2 separate regions of the Homo sapiens genome follow, and region 2 is linked to region 1. The links are chromatin loops, found by intact Hi-C in ENCODE. Cell type or tissue: dorsolateral prefrontal cortex. All regions are shown on one strand. Each heading gives the region's core, and the rest is flanking DNA. Links, peaks and the distances in the headings are about the cores only.

Region 1 (10,485 bases), core at 1,186-9,185:
ATCTCTAAAACTTTCTCTGTATCACAATAAAGCTGTTTCACTTTATTATCACTCATGTTCACTGGAGCAGTATTTTTAATTTCCTTGAAGAACTTTTCCTTTGCATTTACAACTTGGCTACATGGCACAAGAGGCCTAGCTTTCTGCCTAGCTTGGCTTTAGACATGCCTTCCTCACTGAGCTTAATCATTTCTAGTGTTTTATTTAAAGTGAGAGACTTGAGACTCTTCTTTTCACCTAAACACTTAGAGGCCAATGTAGGGTTATTAATTGACCTAATTTCAATATTTTTGTGTCTGAGGGAATAGGGAGGCCCAGGAAAAAGAAAGAGACAGGGAATGGCTGGCTGGTGGAGCAGCCAGAACACACACAATATGCGTTGATTAAATTCACCATCTTATATGGGCACAGTTCATGGTGTCTGAAAATAATTAACAAAAGCAATATCAAAGATCACTGATCACAGAGTTATAATAATACTGAAAATATTTGAAATATTGCTAGAATTACCAAAATGTGACACCGAGACACAAAGTGAGCACATGCTGTTGGAAAAATGTTGGTGATAGACTTGCTTGAGGCAGGGTTGCCACAAATCTTCAATATGTAAAAAAATGCAGCATCTGTGAAGCACAATAAAGTGAAACACAATAAAACAAAGTGTGCTTGTACTGAAAATGTGGCTAGTGCAAATAAAAACTGATTTTTTTTTGAGACGGAGTTTTGCCCTTGTTGCCCAGGCTGGAGTGCAAATGGTGTAATCTCGGCTCACTGCAACCTCTGCCTCCCAGGTTCAAGTGATTCTCCTGCCTCAGCCCCCCAAGTAGGTGGGATTACAGGCATACGCTACTACGCCTGGCTACTTTTATGTATTTAGTAGAGACGGGGTTTCACCATGTTGGTCAGGCTGGTCTCCAACTCCTGACCTCAGATGATCCACCAGCCTTGGCCTCCCAAAGTGCTGGGATTACAGGCGTGAGCCACTGTGCCAGGCCTGAAAACCGAATTTTTAATGTATTTCATTTTAATGAATTTAAGTAGCCATGTATGGCTATTGGCTACCAATTTTAACAGCACGGTTTAGAAAACTATTGTACAACTTCTCTGAGGCAGACTCAATCATTATATGTTGAGTTTGAATGTTACAGTTCTTCAGGGCGCTCATTAAAAGATGTGCTTTTGACATATGTTTTTCAAATGTCTAACACAAATTATTCTCAGTAATTCTAGATTTTCTATTCTTTTGATACTTTACTAAAAAAGTTATTATAAGTCTGGAGCTAAACAGTCATTATTACTAAAGCAGTGTTTCAGGGACTCTAGGACTTGAGAAAAACAATTCCCACAATAATGTATAATAGTTCTGCTGTTTCCATAAACATGCATTATAGACTCTGTCTGCCTTCCACGGTGCTTCCTACATCATTTCCTAGTGAAAGCAGGAAACTGATAATTCATGAATGTTTCCATTTTCTCTCCACTGAGAAGGAGGAAAGTGAGCAGCACTTTGCACTAGGAGATGTCTGGGTGTGAATTGCAGTTCTGAGGTCTTGGAAAAATCATTTCAATCTTTAAAGATTCAATTTTTCTTCTTTATCAAATGGCAATGAAAAGAATTCTTTCAGGCCTAACTACTTTTCAGAGTTGAAGTGTAAAAACTTTTGACGTAAAAAGTAGGCAAGTCTTTCTGAGCTGTACAATACTGTATAAATATTTGTGGCTATGGTTACTTTTATCTCAATTGGCACTGGAGCATTTGTATTGACCTTTATGGCATATTTTTTTCATGCCTGTAACTAATCATTCAGCCACTGCCTATGATAGCTGGAGACTTATCACTGAAACACTCAGGATCTTAACTTATTCTCTTGTTGTTCTCATATGCATTTGTTAAGTATCCATCTGCATAGTTTAGAGCTGACTGCTATGTAGTAGATTGGTTAGGTGAAGCCAACTTTCCTGTGACAGGAGAAAAGTTGATGAGTTCTCACTCCCGTATTCTGTATTGGCTTGATGATATACTTGCTTCCTGAGATAGCGAGAAATCTTAGTTCTGGGTCTACCTCCAGGTTTCACTGCATGACTAGGAAGATTCATTTGATCTGTGTATGGATTCTCCAGAAGAAAGATGAAGTTTGTGGTAGCAACTTCTGAGCCCCTGTTGAGTCTTTAATCTCTGTCAGGTGACTATGTCTGGATTTTGTGATTTGATTTTAAACTCCTTGAAGATAAGGGACGTACCTAATTCTTCATTCTTGCTAAAAACTGTGTTCCTGAGTCACACTCAGGATGTGGAGTACACTCGTGATGAGGCTGCTAATTTAACTCACGCTGCATGCAGATGTACAAAGAAAATGCAGCTTCTTTATTGTTCTATAGCTGATTTAACATTTCTCTTGATCTTTCAATCTTTTGGGTAAGAACAAGGATGTTAGTTTTCAATATCTGCAATGCTGCATGATACATTACCCCAGAGTTTAGCAGCTTAAAAGAATAAACATTTATTATCCCACAATTTCTGTAGGTCGGAAATCTGAGTGTGGCCTTACTAGGTTCTCTGGCTCAGGGTCTCTCCCAAGGGCACATTCAAGGGGCCATCTACAGGTCAGTCTGTGGTGACCAACTGTCTGGGGTTGCTCAAGACTGAGTGGTTTCTTGGGATGTGGGGCTTCTGGTGCTAAAACTGGAGACATCCTGGGCAAACTGTGCTGAACTGGTTATCTTATCTGGGTTTTATCTGAACCCTAGACAGAGGGACAGTCCTCTTCTAAGCTCATACCTTGTCATGTGGCAGGACTCTGTTCTACGTGGGTTGCTGGACTGTTCTTCTCTGGCTGTTGGCCAGAATCCTCCCTCAGTTGCTTGCCAATATGGTACTTGTTTCATCAGAGTGAGCAAGTAAGAGAGAAAGAGAGGTGAGCAAATTGGAAGCCAGAATCTTTCAAATTCCATTTGTTAGAAGCAAATCACTAAGTCCAAACCACACGCAAGGGGAGTAGATCACACAAGGGCAGGAGTAGCAGGAAGTGGAGATCATTGGGAGCCGTAGAAGCTGCTCACCACAGGGTGAAAAAACAACTTGCAAATGTGGGTGACAGTATCTTTTGGGTAATCAATATGATTTACTTATCTGTGGGATCTAAAATCATCAAAGTTGGAGCAGAGAGTGGAATGGGGGATAGAGACGTGCGGAAATGATAGTTAAAGGGCAAAGCTTCAGCTGCGCAAAATAAATAACTTCTGGAGATCTAGTATACAGCATAATGCCTATGGTTGACAGTATTGTATCATATACTTAATATTTGCTAAGAAGATAGATCTTACATTAAGTCTTATCATACACACACAAAATAATAAAAGTGGCAGGAAGAAACTTTGTGGGGGAGGTGATAGGTGTATTAGTCTGTTTTCTGTTGCATATAACAGAATACTTGGAACTGGGTAATTTATAAAGAAAAGGAATTTATTTCTTACAGTTATGGAGGCTGAAAAGTTCAAGGTAGAGAGGCTGCATCTAGTGAGGGCCTTCTTGCTGATGGGGACTCTGCGGTCCTAAGGTGGCGCAGGGCATCATATGGCCAGGGGCTGAGCATGCTCACGTATTAGCTTCAGTCACTCTTCCTCTTCTTATAAAGCCACTCCCATGATAACCCATTAATGAATTAATCCATTAATCTAAAAGTGGATTATTCCATGACCCAATCACCTCTTAAAGGCCCCACCTCTCAATACTGCCATATTGGGGATTGAGATTCAACATGAGTTTTGAAGGGGACATTCAAACCATTGCAACAGATATGTTTATGGCCTTGATGGTAGTGATGGTTTCACAGTATATATTTAACCTCAAACTCACTGAGCTTTTTGCAATTAATATGTACAGCTTTTTGTATGTCAATTATACCACAACAAAGTGATTTTGAAATAAAAGAATTCCAGATTTTCTTCTCATCTTCTTTTTCTGAGATGATTTTTCAGTAGATAGCAGGAGGAAGACTGGCTGACCTGGTGGCAGTGGGAAAGAGGGTTCCCAGGCCCATGTCTGTCCTTCCCTGGCTCCTCAGTCCTCTGCTCTGCTGTCTCTTTCATTCCCGCTCTACTTTCCCTGCTGCTGGGCAGCTGAAATTGGGAGCTGTCAGACTCCTGCTCTATAATCTCTTGGTTTGGTTGGACTTGGTTGTTCTCGCTGCTGATTTGATGCCACTTTCATTCTTGAGGACAGGCTGTTACTCCCACCTCATCCTCTGGTCTAGCAGGCTCCCTTCTGATTCCCAACAGCAAGCCCAGAGTAAGCGCTCTACCTGGTACCTTCAGATACAGCCTACTTCCTATCTCAGGGCAGGTGGAAATGGTCAGATAGGATACTTGGGGACCAAGAGAGCCTCTGGGGGCTAAATTCAGGCCCTCCTTCTGCATAAACGAAGTGTTTCTCTGATGCAGCTATTCTATGGTAGTTTGCTATGAGTCTCAAATGGGAAATGAGGCAAAACACTCTCTGTTTGGCTTTCCTCTAAACCAATGTAAGCCCCATTCTAGAATTGCAGCCCCTTGTGGGGACAGGGACAGGGAGGAGCCATGATGCTTGGTCCCATTTGCTGCCTCCTTTGCTTCCTGCAATGCAGCAGGGCTGAAAAGGCAGTTTTTATTTTTTTCTGTGTTCTCTCCAGAGTTCGTTCTCCCTACCCAAGGCATGTGATGCCCTCTGGTCTGCCAGGCTTGGCTCTTACTATGCTAAATAGAGGCTAAGGGAACTTAGAATGGCCTTTTCTGTCTACCCAAAGCTTGGCTTTCGTGACAATTGTTTTGATGTGGACTTACAAAAGTCAGATTTATGACTCAAAGATAATCAATGGCCTCTTATTCCCTGAGGCAATGCGCTTTTTGGCTAAGCTTGGATGCTGAGGTTGTGAAGGTGCATGATTTAAGGGGGAAATGAAAATATTCAAAATGCCAAAAATACTATCCCCATTACACGCATTGGTTTTTACCGCTACAGGTGACTTCCTAGGGTGACCACCAGCCCTGGCTTTGGGGTTCAAGGACCTACTCATTCTGCTAGAACCAAGATGTGCTGGAAATGGAGAAGTTAAAAAAATGCTTTTCTAGTGGCACTATCATGAATCCAGCATTTTCCTGCCAAAAGGATAGCATTTTCCACGGGTTAAGCGAGTAACTCCACATATTTGAGTGAGCTGAAAGAAATGTTTGTTGTGTGTGTCTGGAGGCGGGGGATGGGGGGTGGGTACGTGCTTAAAAAGGGGACAAGGACGGGAGTCACATGTAGTGTGCAGGGGAAAATTGAACGTATAAGAGGCATGTGATGGGAACAAAATGGTTAAACAGTTCCCTTCTCCCCGCCCCTCCTAAGCAGCTGCATCCAAGAGGGAAGTTTGCCATGGAAACACAGGAAGTATCAGAGAGCTGGGCAACAAGGGAAGCTTTTCTTGTAGTATCCACACTGGAAGTAGCTCTCTTCCCACCAAAAAGCCTGGAGCTATATGACACTTCTCTTGGGAACAGCACAGGAAATAGAGACTAACGTCTATTTATGACAGCAAGCAGCCAGAGATGACAGTTTGCAGAACATATTTGGAGAAAGCAACCTCCTGACAAATGGATTCCATGGGGAATTTGAATTAAAAGTGAACTTTGAATAATTTCAGATGGAGAAATGGCATTAAATAATTGGCATGAAAAGTCTTGACACAGGAGAGTGACCCCTTCAATCCAGATGGTGTGAGACACAGACACAGAGGGACTCAGCAGAGGGCAACGGAAGAGCCAGATATGAAAGACAGAGGAAGGACAGCTGCAGGGGACCAGGGCAGACACTCCCCTCAGCCACATCTGGCCAATTAAAAAAAATTCTCTTAGCTGTGTAGGATTGTATGCTATTATCAGTTCTATATTGAATACCTTTTGCAATTAACTATATATTCAATTCAGCTTAACTTCTTGACATATAAATTGTATGTAGTTCTCGTTCCACAATGGGGTTTGAGTCAGTCTCAAAACATTCTTTTTTTCCTCTTTTTAAATGAAGTCTGCAGTTAAAGAACCCTCCCTGATAATGTTACATATATTTGTCATCATTGGGAGGATCTAAGTAATAAAATTTGGGTGCCAAGACTGGGCAAACCAGGACTATAGCAACTCTAATAGAAAGTAGTTGAGTGAAGCTCATTCCTACGTGGAGGTACCTTTATTTATTTATTTATTTATTTATTTATTTATTTATTTATTTATTGAAGATGGAGCCTTGCTCTGTAAACAGGCTGGAGTGCAGTGGCGCGATCTTGGCTCACTGCAGCCTCTGCCTCCTGGGTTCAAGAGATTCTCCTGCCTCAGGCTCCTGAGTAGAGGGGATTACAGGCATTCGCCACCGTGCCTGGCTAATTTTTGTATTTTTAGTAGAGATGGGGTTTCACCATGTTGGCCAGGCTGGTCTTGAATTCCTGACCTCAAGTGATCCACCTGCCTCAGCCTCCCAAAGTGCTGGGATTACAGGTGTGAGCCACCACGCCTGGCCCCATGATTTATAAAAGCAAGAAAAAAAAAAGAGAGATGAGAGAGGCTGATTGGGACATAAAATCAGAGAGAAAGAAGGAAGTGCAGTTGAGAGTGAGCACATAAAGCACAGTGTGCGTATTAACGGGTGTAGGAGAATCTGTAAAGCGATGAACAGATCTCAGAAGAAGGGACTGGTGTAAGTTGTGTTGTGCTTTTGCTTTTAGCTGAAGAAAGGAAGGCAAGTTTGGAGGAGGAAGAGGGTTGGTTGTGTAGACTTTGAGAGCACAGAAAGGTGTGTTATCTCCTGGCTCTAAGGATCAATATGCAAGTCCTCTAGAGAGAGAAATTGCTAGCAAAAGCAGAAAAAACTATGTGTCTCTGTGACCCAAGTGGAAGGGTGGAGGGGGCATTACTCCCAATGATAAACCGAATACCGTGCCTCTGCAGCATCCTGAGAGATTGCTGCTATGTAGTCTCATTAGGAGACAGCCTTGTTTTAGGGGAGCATCTGTAATCAAGGTAGTGATGAGGTACTGCCCTCAGTGACTTCCTGAGACCATCCACCATGAAGGCGTCTGGATCAGAAGAGGAAGCCTACTGTTAGCATCAATGGTGATTCATTTGTAAGCACTCATGAAACACCATCTGAGAACTTCTAGTTATAATTAGATGAAAGTTCCTAGGGAGTGGCATAAGAATGTGGGGACAGGTGTCAGTGATATTTTACTTATTCTATTAATATGCACCTTCTGTACCAGGTTCGAGAAGCTTATTATTATCCCTGTTGGGAGGGAGGCTTACCAAGGGTAAGTAATGTGTTTGCTGCATCTAAACAAGAAGTGGTAGAGCCAGGATTTAAAGCCATGTTTATCTGCCTCCAATGCTTATTCCTGGTACCACTACGCTGTACAAACTTCCAGTAGAATCCCAAAAGCTGTTAAAATAAGAGGAAAATTTAAAGGGGTAAGTCTTCAAGTCATGTGTCGGATCTTAGACAGTGAAACTTGAGACATGATAGAAAACAGTGGCTCAGGCCGGGTGGCCATGGCTCACGCCTGTAATCCTAGCACTTTGGGAGGCCGAGGCGGGTGGATTTCTTGAGCTCTGGAGTCCAAGACCAGCCTGGGCAACATGGTGAAACCCTGTCGCCACAGAAAGTACAAAAATTAGCCGGGTGTGGCTGTGCGTGCCTATAGTCCCAGCTACTTGGGAGGCTGAAGCAGGATTGCTTGAACCTGGGAGGTCAAGTCTGCAGTGAGCCAAGATGGCACCACTGCACTCCAGCCTGGGTGACAAAGTGAGACCCTATCTCAAAAAAGAAAAAAAGGAAACAGTGGCTCAACATGGAAACTAAAAATCATCTCTGGCCATGGGAGGAGGAACCTCTTCGTATCAACAAAGTTCAAACATGGGTAAGTTTACTAATAGATGTTCTTATAATCAAGTGTTAATTTGGCCAAGTTGTTAAACTTGTTTGGGTTTAATTTTCTATCTGTGAAATGAAGAGAATGAAAGCATCTGTTTTGTAGGTTCATTGAGAGAAGTCACACAAATACAGAGTGTGGTAGATTGTATTTTCCAAAGATGGCCATACAAATATACATATCTGAGTGCCACATGCATTTCTTAAATTGTAACTGACACCTTCTTATTTAATGCTGAGATTTATATTTTCTGGGTTTGGATCAAGACAGAAACTTCCATTTTTGATCAACAGATGCAGCAGAAGTGATGCTATGTGACTTCCAAGGCTAAGGCCATAGAGAGGATACAGCCTCCATCTGATTCCTCTCTCAGGACACCTGTCCTTGGAACTCAGCTGTTATGCTCTGAGGAAGCAAAATTAACTTGCATGGAGAGGCCAATATAGAGAGGAACTAAGGTCTTCAGCTGAGTGCCACCATTGTACAGTAGACACGAGTGAAGACGCTTTCAGATGATTTCAGCTCCCAGTCTTTGAATCTTCCATCTGAGACCCCAGACCGTTGTGGATCAGAGACAAGCTGTCCCCACAGTGTCCTGTCCAATTTCCTCTACAGAATCTGTGAGCATGACACATTGCTGTTTCATGCCACTGAGTTGTGGGGTAAATTCATATGTGTCCTTAGTAACTGGAACAGATTTTGATGCCATGTAAAATGGTACAAAAGAAGAAGAAGATAGCTCGGGAATTTTTGCAACTTGCTTCTTATCTATTAATTTAATTTGGTCCATTGCTAGACCAAGTACGTAAGAGTTAATTCTGTATCTAACAATTTAGTAACCAGATTGTCAGTAAAATGCAAGCAAAATTTAGAAGGACAATGATATTTTGTCCTTCTGTCTTGTATTGACAGATTCAACATGGTACTGGTTCACTTTCAGCTTCTGACAAAGGATACTTTTGTTTTCCTGGTCTCTCTCTTTTTTTTTTTTTGGTTGAGATGGAGTCTTGCTCTCTTGCCCCGGCTGAAGAGCAACGGCGCAATCTTGGCTCACTGCAACCTCTGCCTCCTGGGTTCAAGTGATTCTCCTGTCTCAGCTTCCTGAGTAGCTGGGATTACAGGCGCGCACCACCACACCCGGATAATTTTTGTATTTTTAGTAGAGATGGGGTTTCACCATGTTGGTCAGGCTGGTCTCAAACTCCTGACCTCATGATCCACCTGCCTTAGCCTCCCAAAATGCTGGGATTACAGGCGTGAGCCACCGCGCCCAGCCTTTTCTGCTCTCTTACAATTGTTTTACCTGAGCGCTTACTAATTTACTCTTAGCTAAAGTTCTCCTGTTCAGGAATGAGGAAATTCTAGTAGCCAGCTCAGAGGTGGTCAACCAGAATTCTTGTATTATAGGAGCTCATAATAATAAAACTTTATATTTATAGATGGTTTTGCACAAGGTTTTTACATCCTTAATCTCAAGTGAAGTTTACTAATGCATTTGTGTGGGCTTGGCATATAGTGGCCAGAGACTATACTGATCTAGTATGTATTTGCTGCTTCTTGCAGCTGTTGAAATATGTGATACAGTATATGCATACTAAAGATAAAGATGTACAACTAGGGGGAAGAAACAAAGAAACTAGTGCCTACTTTTGGCATCTATGTGAGAATGTTAAGAAATAGAATTCTGGGGGTAGAGTCCTATGGGGACCTGGTGAATTGGCACATGGCCAGATGCTATGTAAATACATAGCAGCCATCCCACTCTTGGAGGAGAAATAAATACTATGAGAGGGTTGGGAAGGTACAGAAGGTCATTTTGTAACTGCCAAGACCTCTGAGGGTCTAGGATTTTATCTACTTGCAAGCTGACAGGTTAGCCAGCCACAGTTTCAAGGATGCTGGTTGGAGACTTGAGACTCCCAGGTCAGAGGTAAAGGACAGTAGCCAGAGAATTAGCATTTTTGTCCTAATCCCTAAGCTCCAGTTCCCACAGGAGCTACATAATAACTGCACACTCAATGGGTTTGTTACAGAAGAGTCCCCGAACTTAGGGAATCTGAATCTTGTGTAATATACATTTAGCATGCTTGACCTTTGCTTTCAGAGAGAAACATTTTCTTTATTACACTGGACAGTAAGCATACCTGCCTTTTGCTTCAGTGGGAAATATCGCCTTTAAAATCATGGCGAAGCTGTAAGCAACCTGCTCTTTGCTTTGGAGGGAAACACACTGTCTATTATTTCCATGCTGTTTGCTATACAAATATCCTTGAAAAGATAGTTCAGAACAAAAGGCCGTCAGTACTTCTGCTTATAAGATGTGCAGAAATATTGAGAGATCCATGGAAAATTGTCTGCTAACAATAACTCCCAATCTTCAGAGGATCCAAATAAATTGCAAACCAACTATTATTGTTAGGCTAGTGATGAAGGGTCAATGACAGCCATATGCATCAGGAAAATTAGAGGGAAATGTGTACTATAACTTGAATTTACATGTTTTTTCTTCTTATCTGCACTTCAGGATTGTCTCCATCAATGGGGTAGCAAA
Region 2 (10,485 bases), core at 1,385-9,384, 200 kb after region 1:
GGTTTGGGCTTTGAATGTTTTCAGGAGAAAAATTAATTTAAAAACACTTGGAAGGTCTCCAGAGAGGCTTTGAAATGTTTCTGTTTGTTCCAAGGGTTGTACATTGTCCTCACAGAAGGGACTTGGGATTCAATTGACTAGAAGAAACAACCATTTTAAGACTTCTGCATCCTTGGAATTTCAACCATTAAGGAAAGTCCTTTGGCAGATTGCTTTGTGCTTTTACATGATTGACTGCTTCCTGTGAAGATAATTTTGACAAGGAAAGCTGTTGGAGCTATGACCTTTGACTTATGCTGCTTAGATTCTAAGGGCAATAATTTAGAGGAATTTAAAAAAAAAATGTATGTTAGAAGTGTTGCCATTTCACTAAGATAGTCAGCAGAGTTCCTCTACTTGTTTTTTCATAATCTATGATGTTTTTAGTGGGCTTTATATAATTAAGAAAATGCAAACAAAAGGCTCGATTCCTGCTCCTTGAAGCAATCTTTCCCCATCTCTAGCCCCCATAATGTATTTTCTCTTTGCCTTGCTCTAAAGTTTCTTTTTTCTTTCTTCCGTTCTTCGTTTCTGTTCTTTTTCCTCCTTCCCCCATCCCATGCATCTTTCTTTCTCTTTCTCTCTTATAGCTAATTTTCCACCAAAGATTACTACCTCCTTTCCATAGAGTAGAGCTGTTGCTAGGAACTGTTGCTCAGCTAGGATGGTATTTCTCAGCCCTTGTATCTGTGTGGCTGCTTCTTACCAACACAATGAGAGCAGAAGAGGTGCAGGTCACTTCTGGGCCCAGGTAGCTAAGAAGTAGCAGGCCTCTTCATGCTATCTGCTCCTGCCTGTGCAGGATCCAGCACAGGAGCCATGGCCATGAGAGGTGGCGCCACAAAATGAAAGTTGCCTGGGTCCCTGAAACACCACCTAGATGACAGCCACTTCCCCTTTAAGAACACCCATCAAGGTGGGTGAGAAATAAACTTGTAAGGTGTCAAGAAACTAAGAGCTGGGCATTTATTTTTACTGTAACTAGTATTACTCGCTTGATACTACCTGCTTAGTACAAATTAATAGAACTAGCCACTTACTGTGACACAAAGATGAATGAGACAGTGTTTGCTCTACAACCTAGAAGTTTGGAGGAAAGAATGCAAACAATTATAATGCAAGTCAGAATTTAATCACTTAGAAGTTTAATAAGACTCTTTGAGTTGCAAGTAACGGTCATCCGATTTGAATTGGCTTCATCAAAGGGGAAATTCACTAGCTGGGTACTCATATTATTGATAAAAAAGATTGAAAAATCAAACAAAGAGTCAAGCAAGGATGTAGTTGGTTACAGGAAGAAACTGGCACCGGAGGACTTACATGCTGCTAGGACTCATTCCTTACCAATCAATTATGGTCAGGGGAGTGGGACCATGAAAGAAAGTGCAGTTCCCGTGGGTATTACAGGATTCGAGGTCGGGGGCTGGAAGGAACAACACCCAGAAGTAGAGGAAACCTCTTTTATTCTTAGAAGAAGGGAAGCGTATTTAGCAGACAAAATAATTGGTTTCCTCTACAGATGGATTAATTATTTGCCAACTCACCCCCCTCCCTGTACTTTTTTTTGGGTTTTTGTTTTGTTTGGTATCTTTTGCATTGTTAACACTTCCTGCTTTTATGTCTGGCTCCTGAGCTCAAATTAGATCTTTTCTTTTTGTCCTTCTGCCTTCCCCACCCCCAACAGTGCGTTGCTTATAACAGGGGCTTAACAAAAAAAAAAAATTTTTTTTGACTGAGAGAATATAATTAGAGGAATATAGTGGGCTCAGGTCTCTTAAAGTTGTGTCAAAGACAGACACTCTCTTATCACCATCTCCTGCTCCTTTTCGTGAAACTTCAACTCCAGACAGCCAAGGCTTCTGAAGATGCCTTTTGCAAATAGCCCCCTTTGATATACTATTTCTCTGGTGTTCTCCTTACTCTTGTTTCCCTTGGGAGCCTGGTCTCTTTCTCTCAGCCAGTCCAGAGTCTATCATCCATGCCTTGACAGGTTCACAGCAGGTCCCCTTTCTGCAGGGAAGCCTTCCTAGGCCACCACGTTGCATACTGGCTTTTGCGTCTTCTAAATTCTTATCACTTTGAACCAACTATTGGCAAGTAAACATGTTTTGTTACATTGTCCTTGTAAAAACTACAAAGTATATTATCTCAATTTTATTTTTTTTCTCCAATTAGATTGTAAACTCTTTGAGGAGCAAGAAGACTATCATAGACTCCATAGGAGCTGATACAATAGCTTGAATGATAGACTCCTAATAAGTCTTTGCCAATAGATTGAATCCACTCCTGTTATCAGTTTCAAGATGGTTATCCCATTTGTATGATAGTTGAGACTCTCCAAACATTCCTATTAGTACAGTGGTTTCTTAAATGTGTATATTTTCCTTTCATTTTTATATTAAAAGGATCTGCCAAATGGTTAAGTGGAATATCCTATTCCAGGCATTTTTTTTTTTTTCCAGATACAACCTTAGAGATAATGAAGTCTATTGCACAGAAAGAAACTGGAATCAGGCTGTTTATTGACTGCAGAGAAGTAGCGTCTCTTGAATGGTTAATGGCAATTGTTAATTAGATTGCTTTTCCTACACTGCCCTGTGTGGTGGTGGATGGCATACGTGGTAATCTGAGTGTGGTAAGCATGAAAAGCACAGAATGTGTGAAAGCAGGTGAGAAAAGGCTGGGCTGGGGGAGATGAAGAGCTACCACAGTTTCTGATAGGCTGAGTGTGCAAAGATCAGGAAATACCTAGATCCAGAATACGGAGGCATTAAATATTTGAAAACAAATTTACCTCTCTGTTTCCTTCCTCTCAGCTGCACCGTACATCATCTCCTTGTAGGATTCTATCCCACATCTTGTGCCTTCTAGAGTCTCCTGCTGTTCTTATGGGCTTCTTTTGAATCTTGATTGTCTCCTATTTGCAAATGACACACAGAGTAGAAACTGTTTCTTATTTTGTGGCTCATAAAATTATGAAAAGACTGTCTGCAGTTGGAATAAACAAGTTTTTGTATTAGAGACAAATCTCCTCTCAGTTTCTTCTTCTCCAAAACTGTTTTCATTAATTGCTAAAAAAAAAAGTAACATGGAGTTTGATATTTGAGGAATTTATAGGGTAATAAAAGTTTAAAAAGAAATTGCTTTGGGGTATGTCTTGTTCAGATCCCCTATATTGTAAATTGAAAAAAACAAAAACAAAAAACAAAAAAACAAACCCTAAAGTCTGTATAGCAAAAGTGAAAAAAATTCAGAAAGCAGAGTTCACAGCACTAATGACCACAACTTTACAAGTAAAGTATACATCTTCAATTTTGAAATTCAATTTAAAATTGTGCTACAAATCTGGTAGATAAAATAGTCACCCAGATATACATGAGGTTGTAGTTTACACATAATTACTATATTTTCATTTATTTGGCTTGTTAGCCAAAATGCAAGTGAACAATCATAGTCTCCACTGTGCAAGGGGCCATTATTTCAGTAGACTCCATGTGAGAAGGGCCTGCTCATATATTAATAAATCAACAGGTTCAGGTCAAGGAGGAATGGCCAAACCATTTTCTCGCTAGATTGCACTTTCATTGAAAACCTGCTCATTAACTTATTTATAAAACTGATATCTCTATATTTCATATTCTGATATATTAGCATGATTTAATGTTAGGAAAGATGCTCTATATTTTATTCTTCTCAAAGTCCCTAGGAGATGACTAGAAGAGAGTTAATTGCTTATATTGTAAAGCTGATAGTTACCACATTTATTTTTTCTTTTCTAGCAACAAACTTCACATCCATCAAATTCTTAACATGAACCAGGTTCTTTGCTTACATTCGCATAGGCATATCGGTGAGTGAGGTGCTGTTTATTATTTCCATTTCACTGATGCTAAAACTGGGCCTAGACAGGTTACCCACCTTGTAAGCTGGGAAGCTAAAATTTGAATCCAAAGAGTGTAACTCCAAAGGCTACTTACTATTATGCTAGACTGATTCTCTAGGCAGAGCTCTGTTGTGATCAGGGGAATAGCATCTCTTTCCATTCTAGTTTCAAGCCTAGGAACACACTGAATAAATCAAACGTGTTCAAGAGGACACTGTGTCCTTCAGGATGACCTGGGGAAAAGGAGAATGTGGTCAGGTACATCGATGGTTGTCCCTTTGGAGGGACAGAATAGGGGTAGAGTTAGAGAGCTGGTTTTATTTGGCAATTCTACCCATGACCACAAATGAAGCCTCAAAGTTCAGTTATAGTTTCTCCTATTCAGATCAAGATAAGGACAAGAGGATAACCCTTATAAATGGTAACCACGGGTGTCCATTAAAATAGCTTCCTATTTGCTGTCTTTTGCTTCTCTGCCAAGTGAATGAATACGGTAAGTGCCTGACTTTTTCAGGCTAGTCAAATATTCTGTCCTGTTTTTCCCTCATAGTCCCTAAAGGCCAATGTTTTGTCATTCAAACTCTTTGCTTAAAGATAGCCCAAGGGGAGTCTCAGAAGCCACACAAAAATTTTCTGTGACATACCAGGTTTGATTTTTGGTTTAGAAAATATATGCTTAGAGTAGAGAAATAGCCTTCACACATTCTTCTTAAGAATGATATCTTCAGTGTTAGTTATGAGAACACATTTCATTGCAGCTTCAGATCCAGAAACCTCTGGCCACTCAGTTCTCCTGCAGTCATGGTACCTGGCAAGCAGGTTGCAGATAATTGGCCTGTCTCCCTAGGGAATATGTGCTTTATTTATTGGTAATATGAACTCAAAATAAAATAAAGAACAAAGTTTCAATGGAGCCATTCCTCTCCCCCCCCATGATGTTGTTAATAATAAATGAGGCCCAGAATTTGGTTCAAAACAGGGTTTCTGGAACCTACACTCCTACAGTCAGTAAGTGGACCAGGTTCTTTTTCAGTGCCAGCATCTTCTTTTATACTGTCTTAATTAGGTTATTTGAGGGTAATAAGGACACCTGTGCCTTTCAGCGGAGTCATCCAACAATGCGCTTCCACCAGGCCCAAGGAAACATAGGGGCAGGTAGGGTGGGATTTGAAGGCAGTACCAGCTCCAGCAGATCAGGGGCCACCAGGGCCCAATGGCGGGAGCATGAGTGCAGTAGCCTTGTTCTCCTTTGTTCTTTCCTTTCAGGACCAAGTAGAGGCTCACAGCAAATCAGGTGGGATACAACCCTGACACTTAGAGAATATTTACTGCGATCCAAGTACTTTACCTTAGCCCTTTGAGAATTTGCTCATTTAGTCCTCCAAAGCTACCTGGTGAGGTAGGGACTGTTACTACCTATCCCAACTTAAAGACAAGGAAGCTGAAGCACAGAGAGATTCAATGACTTGCCCTAGGCTATAGAACTGTGAAGTGCCAGAATTGAGGTTTGAACCCAGTTGGTCTAAGAGAGAGAGAGAGTATAGAGCTCCCTCCTGTGTTCCTTGGATCCTAGGGAACTATGCCACATTCTACCCACTGGACTGTACACCCCACCCCATGTCATTTTAAAGGGCAATGTGACTTGCACCAGGAAGCAAAAGACTGGGAGCACTGCTTTCCATCGCTCTGTGGCATGATTTCTAGTGGTGCCCTTCTCACCCCCAGACACTCCCATGATGCAGGAGGTCCCTTCCCCTGGCTGCTCCTGGACCAGGCCACAGCTCAGGCTGAAACCAGGCTGTCTCTGAAAATAGAGGACGTAGGCAGAGAGGTGGCTGGATTCCTTCCGCGCCAAGCAGGCACAGTGCCGCCCCCTCCTTGAAGAACTCTGCCTATTTTCCTTTCTCCTCGACCCAGTGGGCGAAGGAAGTTGAGTCTTCAGGCAATTCTTCATTGCTGTTGAAGACGGAGTCTTATTCTAGAGAGTTGAGAGTGTGAGCATTTACTCTGGGGTATGTTTCTAACAAACTCTGAAAGGTCAGCCTGCCCTTCTTGAATAAAAGCGTTGGTTTTTACCATATGCATGGCCCTGCTGTCTCTCTCTCCCTCTTTCTCTTTGTGTGTGTGTGTGTGTGTGTGTGTGTGTGTGTGTGTGTGTGTGTGTGTGTGTGTGTGTGTGAAGAGTTGCCGAAATAAGAAGAAAAAAAAATCGGGCACTTCACTGAGAATATCTTAATAATATTTGAAGTTGGGCCTGTTTGTTGTCTGAGTATAAAGCATACATGATGTAGAATGATCAAAACAAAAACTGCTGTCCTATTCTGAATTTGAGGTCATTTTTTCTCTGTCAGTAGGTCTGGTTTTACTTGTCAGGAGGGACTGAAGAAAGCACAGGACGTAAGTTCCTCCAAGAGCATTCTTGGAGCAGCATCTCATCGCTGTCCTTGGGTGTAGCCTCCCTTTTGTGAGGTTCACTCCCTCAGCTGGAGGATGAACCACAGTGCTGCTGCAGACCTAGCTGATGTCACAGTTGTTCAAAAGGTACATTTTCTTACCCTGGGGGGTAGAGCAACGTGGCTCCTTCAGTTCTATGAATGCTCCTTACAGCCAGTCACCCTCCCTCCATCAGAGCAGAGCCGAATGCAGCCCTCAGATCCAGGCAAATCCAAAGCCAGTCATTCCTCAGAGCATCCCTCCACCACGCCACTTGTGCCCTGGAGGTCCTGTGCACAGATATATATTCATTCATATATTTGTATAAGTGTGTGTGCACATGCACACATACACACATGTAATATATATCTGGAAGAACAAGGCCCCATGTTTATGCAAATAGTACTCAGATGAGTGACACATACATATTTTCCTTCATAAATGGATTGTGAAAAGGAAAACTACTTCATAGAAATAGTAAAAGAACTGAGAACAATGTTTTCAATTTTCTGGGTGGAAAGTCATTTTCCCAGATTAAATTGTCTGCTACTACCTTACTGGCTGGGCTCTCTCAGGCTAGAATTCTTGGAGTGCCCTTGAATTCATGTCTGTGTTTTGGATGCTTTATTAATGTGTATGTGTGATACTTCATTGCTAGAATTTGGTAAATATTAACAGATTAATGCTTCCTTCCCTCTTTTCCTTTCTGTGGACCTCATCTCTCATAACTCCTCTCTGTTCTCCCCACCTTGGCCTCAGAGACAAGAACACTTATTGCTTTGTTTTACGGCCATCATGAAAATAGACATTGGCTCCAGCATAGTGTAGTATACAGAATTTTAATGAGTACAGAGCAAGCAGTTCAGTCCTTCACTCCGATATGAAAGGGGTGATGTCAACCTATCCAGGAAATATTGAATTGATTTTAAAACTGCTGTAAGGGTGAATAAATCGGTGGTGCTGTGCATTAGCATGAGACTGCCTGCACCCACCCATGTCTCCCCGTTTATTTGTCTTAATGCTAGGATTATTAGAAACCAGCTGAATAGGTGCCCTTCAAAATACAGATCGAGGGATCAGAGAATGTTGATTTTTTTTAAGCCTAAATTTTGTAACTTGGCATTATCCTAGACATATTTAGCTCCCTATTTGCGTATTTTCTTTCCAATTCTAGTATTCGGTTCATTTATGAAAACTGGGAACCGTGCTTTTCCATCATCTCTTTTGCTCCTCTCTCTTCCCATCTCCCTCTGACAAGTTTTCTGAAGCATGTTTTGGTGCCTCAGTAAAAAGGGCACTATATAATGTTTTATTTGTTTCCCGTTCTGCTATATGAAATGAAAAACCCTAGCATCCAGTGTGTGAAAAGCTGCCATTGTGAGCTCTTTGCAGGAAGAGACACTATTCAGGGAGACACAGTCTAATATCAAAGCCAGATAAACTCTCTTGATACCAAAAACCAAACCAACAATAAAAACTCCAGCCCCAGTGCACCACCAAATGAACAACTTCTTCTCTCAACTCTCTAGAATGTGGTTAGGTTTTTAGATTGATACTGTTATAACCATTTGCATTTCTTTTTGCGACCTTCTTTACACCTTGCTGGTTTCGCTCGTGATTTGCTAGTTAGTTAGCAAAGATTTCTAACATTCTTTGAAGAATAAACATACTACTTGTTGCAAGGCAGCATTATGTAACATTAAGAAGATCAATTTAATTCTCCAAGCTTCTTACAAAAAAAAAAAAAAAAAAACCCACTTTTTAAAATTCACCTGCAATGACGTCAGAAATTTTGTTAACCTTTTCAGTAACTAACCTTAGTAACTCAAAGTTTTGATGTTTTGCTTTTTAGTTGATTCCATAGATAATTTTCTACTGGAGATAATTCTCCATCAATATTCTCTATCAATGACCATTACTATAAAGACCATTCTCCTCCCATTCAAGCTAAACTCAAAATTTAATCCTTTGTTAAGCTCTATGATATATACAAAAAATACAGGCCCTATAATTTGTCCTCAAAGAGCTTACAGTATGCATAAAACAATCATTCATAATATAAGACAGGATCTGACACATCAAGTGAGTAGTGTTGAATAATCAGTGTCCTGGGAGTGAAGAGAACCATCTCATTGTGGGTTGTCATAGCTCCCAAAAGGGGTCCAGTGTGGGGCGGGGAGGGGGGAGTGGTTAAACTTCAGGTTGGTCTTCAAAGGATTTATAGTCTTTGTCGAGGTGGAGTTCATTCTAGGTTGAAGGAAAGCTGCCAAATACAGAGGTAGGTATGCTTGATACTGTTTAAAAGTTACTGCATAGACAGGCCTTACTTTAACGCTAGGATCATTCAAGGTTAGGTAAGTTTAGAAAAATACAAATTGTATTTAGCTTATAAAGAAATAGAATATTTTATAATACCCACAGGTACCATAAAATGTAATATTTTATAATACCCAAAGAAGAAATCATTGGATCCTTTATTTCACCACTTTGAAAATGGCAGAAGAGTAATCTTTGTTGGGTAAAAGGATCAACCGATCTACAGTGCAGAAATTATGTCACGATGGAACAAAGGGAAAATAGGACTCAAACTGTGTCTGGTGTGGGAGCAGCATCTGCCTACTCCTTCCTCTTTTCCAATAATTACAAAAGAAGGGGAAAAAAAACCCAACTCAAATCTGTCAAAATGCCTTCCACGTAGCGTTGTTCAATACATACTGAATGGATATATGAATAAATAACCATTTGGTTGATGAACCCAATAAAATGAAAAAGAGCCATCATGTAAAGCCTAGAAGGAAATTGCCTTCATATAACCCACTTTCTACTTCATTAAAAATTAATTCACTTTTATCTACATATGACATGAAGCTGGACAAAGAAATGGATCCTTTTACTCTACATTTGAAAGACAAATGAAGAGCACAGGGAGCAAACTAAAACAAAACAAAACAAAACAAGGCAAGGCAAAAGCCTGATATGTTCCACATGTTAACAAGCTAAAATAATGTATCGCCGATTGGTTGTCCCTTGGGGAAAAAGTAGCTAGACAACCTCTTAAAGAAGTACATTTCAGTGTTTTCCAGGTGGCTTTTACTCTGTACGAACCCATTCTGCTGAATGGGGGATACATATTTACAGGCTGCTAATACTCAGCTGATAAGAAACCATACCTGAATTATTTCTAAGTGTCCTGGGAGCCCAGAGGTAGCTGAAAGCATCTCTGCTTAGATGTCACTCTCAATCAATTGCAGCTGTTACCTGAGTGTCATTTGCCCATAATCAGGGAATAGAACTTGAACCTGAATCAAGCTTCTATTTCCTTGCACGTGAAATTCGGCAAAACAACAAAGAGCTAAATAAAATATAGTATTAGCAATGTAATGGTTGCCTTTTAAAGAGATGAGGTAATATAATAATAAGTTTTGGACCAGTTACTCAGAAACCAAAATTGATTTCTAATCTTGACTAGTTTTCTTTTGACCATTCCTGCAAATGTGGGTCTCCCTTCAATGAGGATTTTATTATTGTCATGATTACTAGATGATGGTTTATATATTGTTGCCATTTGTAAGCTCTTTAGGAAACTCAGGGGACATGGATTAAGCTTATTTTTTTAAATAGAAAATATTACTCATTTTTATTATGCAGGTTCCTCTTGAAGAATGAAATCCTTGGGCTGCCATTAGGAACTGCATGCAGTTAAGCCGTATAACCTCTCTGATTTTTAGTTTCTCCATCTATTTTATAAAATAAAACATTGAACTAAATTATCTCTAAGGCCTATTCTATTATTTTTTATATTATTTTCTAATCCTATGATTTTAATATGGTTTCCATCCAAATTGGCAGTGAGCTCTAAAAGTTCAAACCTGAGGTATGGTAGCACGGTTGCCTTGGTTCATCAACATGTATACTAAGTGGGCTTAAACACGACAAAGCCTATTCACAGGAGTACAATATGACCTTGTTTTTTTTCAGCCATTTGTCCTATTTGGTTACAGAAGTGGTTTCCAGACCAGCACCGGCCGCATCACCTGCAGATTTGTTAGAAATGAAAATTTCAGACCCCGTCCCAGACCTACTAAGCCAGAAATTCTGGGAAGAGACCCAGCTTTCTGAGTTTTAACAAG

The links. A loop is a pair of places that touch in the nucleus more often than their neighbours do. Peaks named below come from ENCODE experiments on the same cell type or tissue, not always from the same donor. Only the 100,000 strongest peaks of a DNase experiment are listed, where the experiment ranks them.
Region 2: it touches region 1 in a loop (1.8-fold over the local background); 2 of 110 quality-filtered maps call a loop at or near these places.

What each region holds. Positions count from the first base shown.
Region 1 is chr3:177,486,095-177,496,579 of GRCh38, forward strand. All of the region lies in intron 1 of LINC00578 (long intergenic non-protein coding RNA 578), which reads left to right. Among named protein-coding and RNA genes, the nearest start is that of LINC00578, 49 kb to the left of the region's middle. RefSeq lists an enhancer at 1,594-2,095. In dorsolateral prefrontal cortex, for the core only: no CTCF peak of the experiment used is centred there; DNase peaks (open chromatin) are centred at 4,697 and 5,377; H3K4me3 peaks cover 1,311 bases; H3K27ac peaks cover 3,037 bases.
Region 2 is chr3:177,681,126-177,691,610 of GRCh38, forward strand. All of the region lies in intron 3 of LINC00578 (long intergenic non-protein coding RNA 578), which reads left to right. Among named protein-coding and RNA genes, the nearest start is that of LINC02015, 130 kb to the right of the region's middle. In dorsolateral prefrontal cortex, for the core only: no CTCF peak of the experiment used is centred there; a DNase peak (open chromatin) is centred at 5,780; H3K4me3 peaks cover 447 bases; H3K27ac peaks cover 2,249 bases.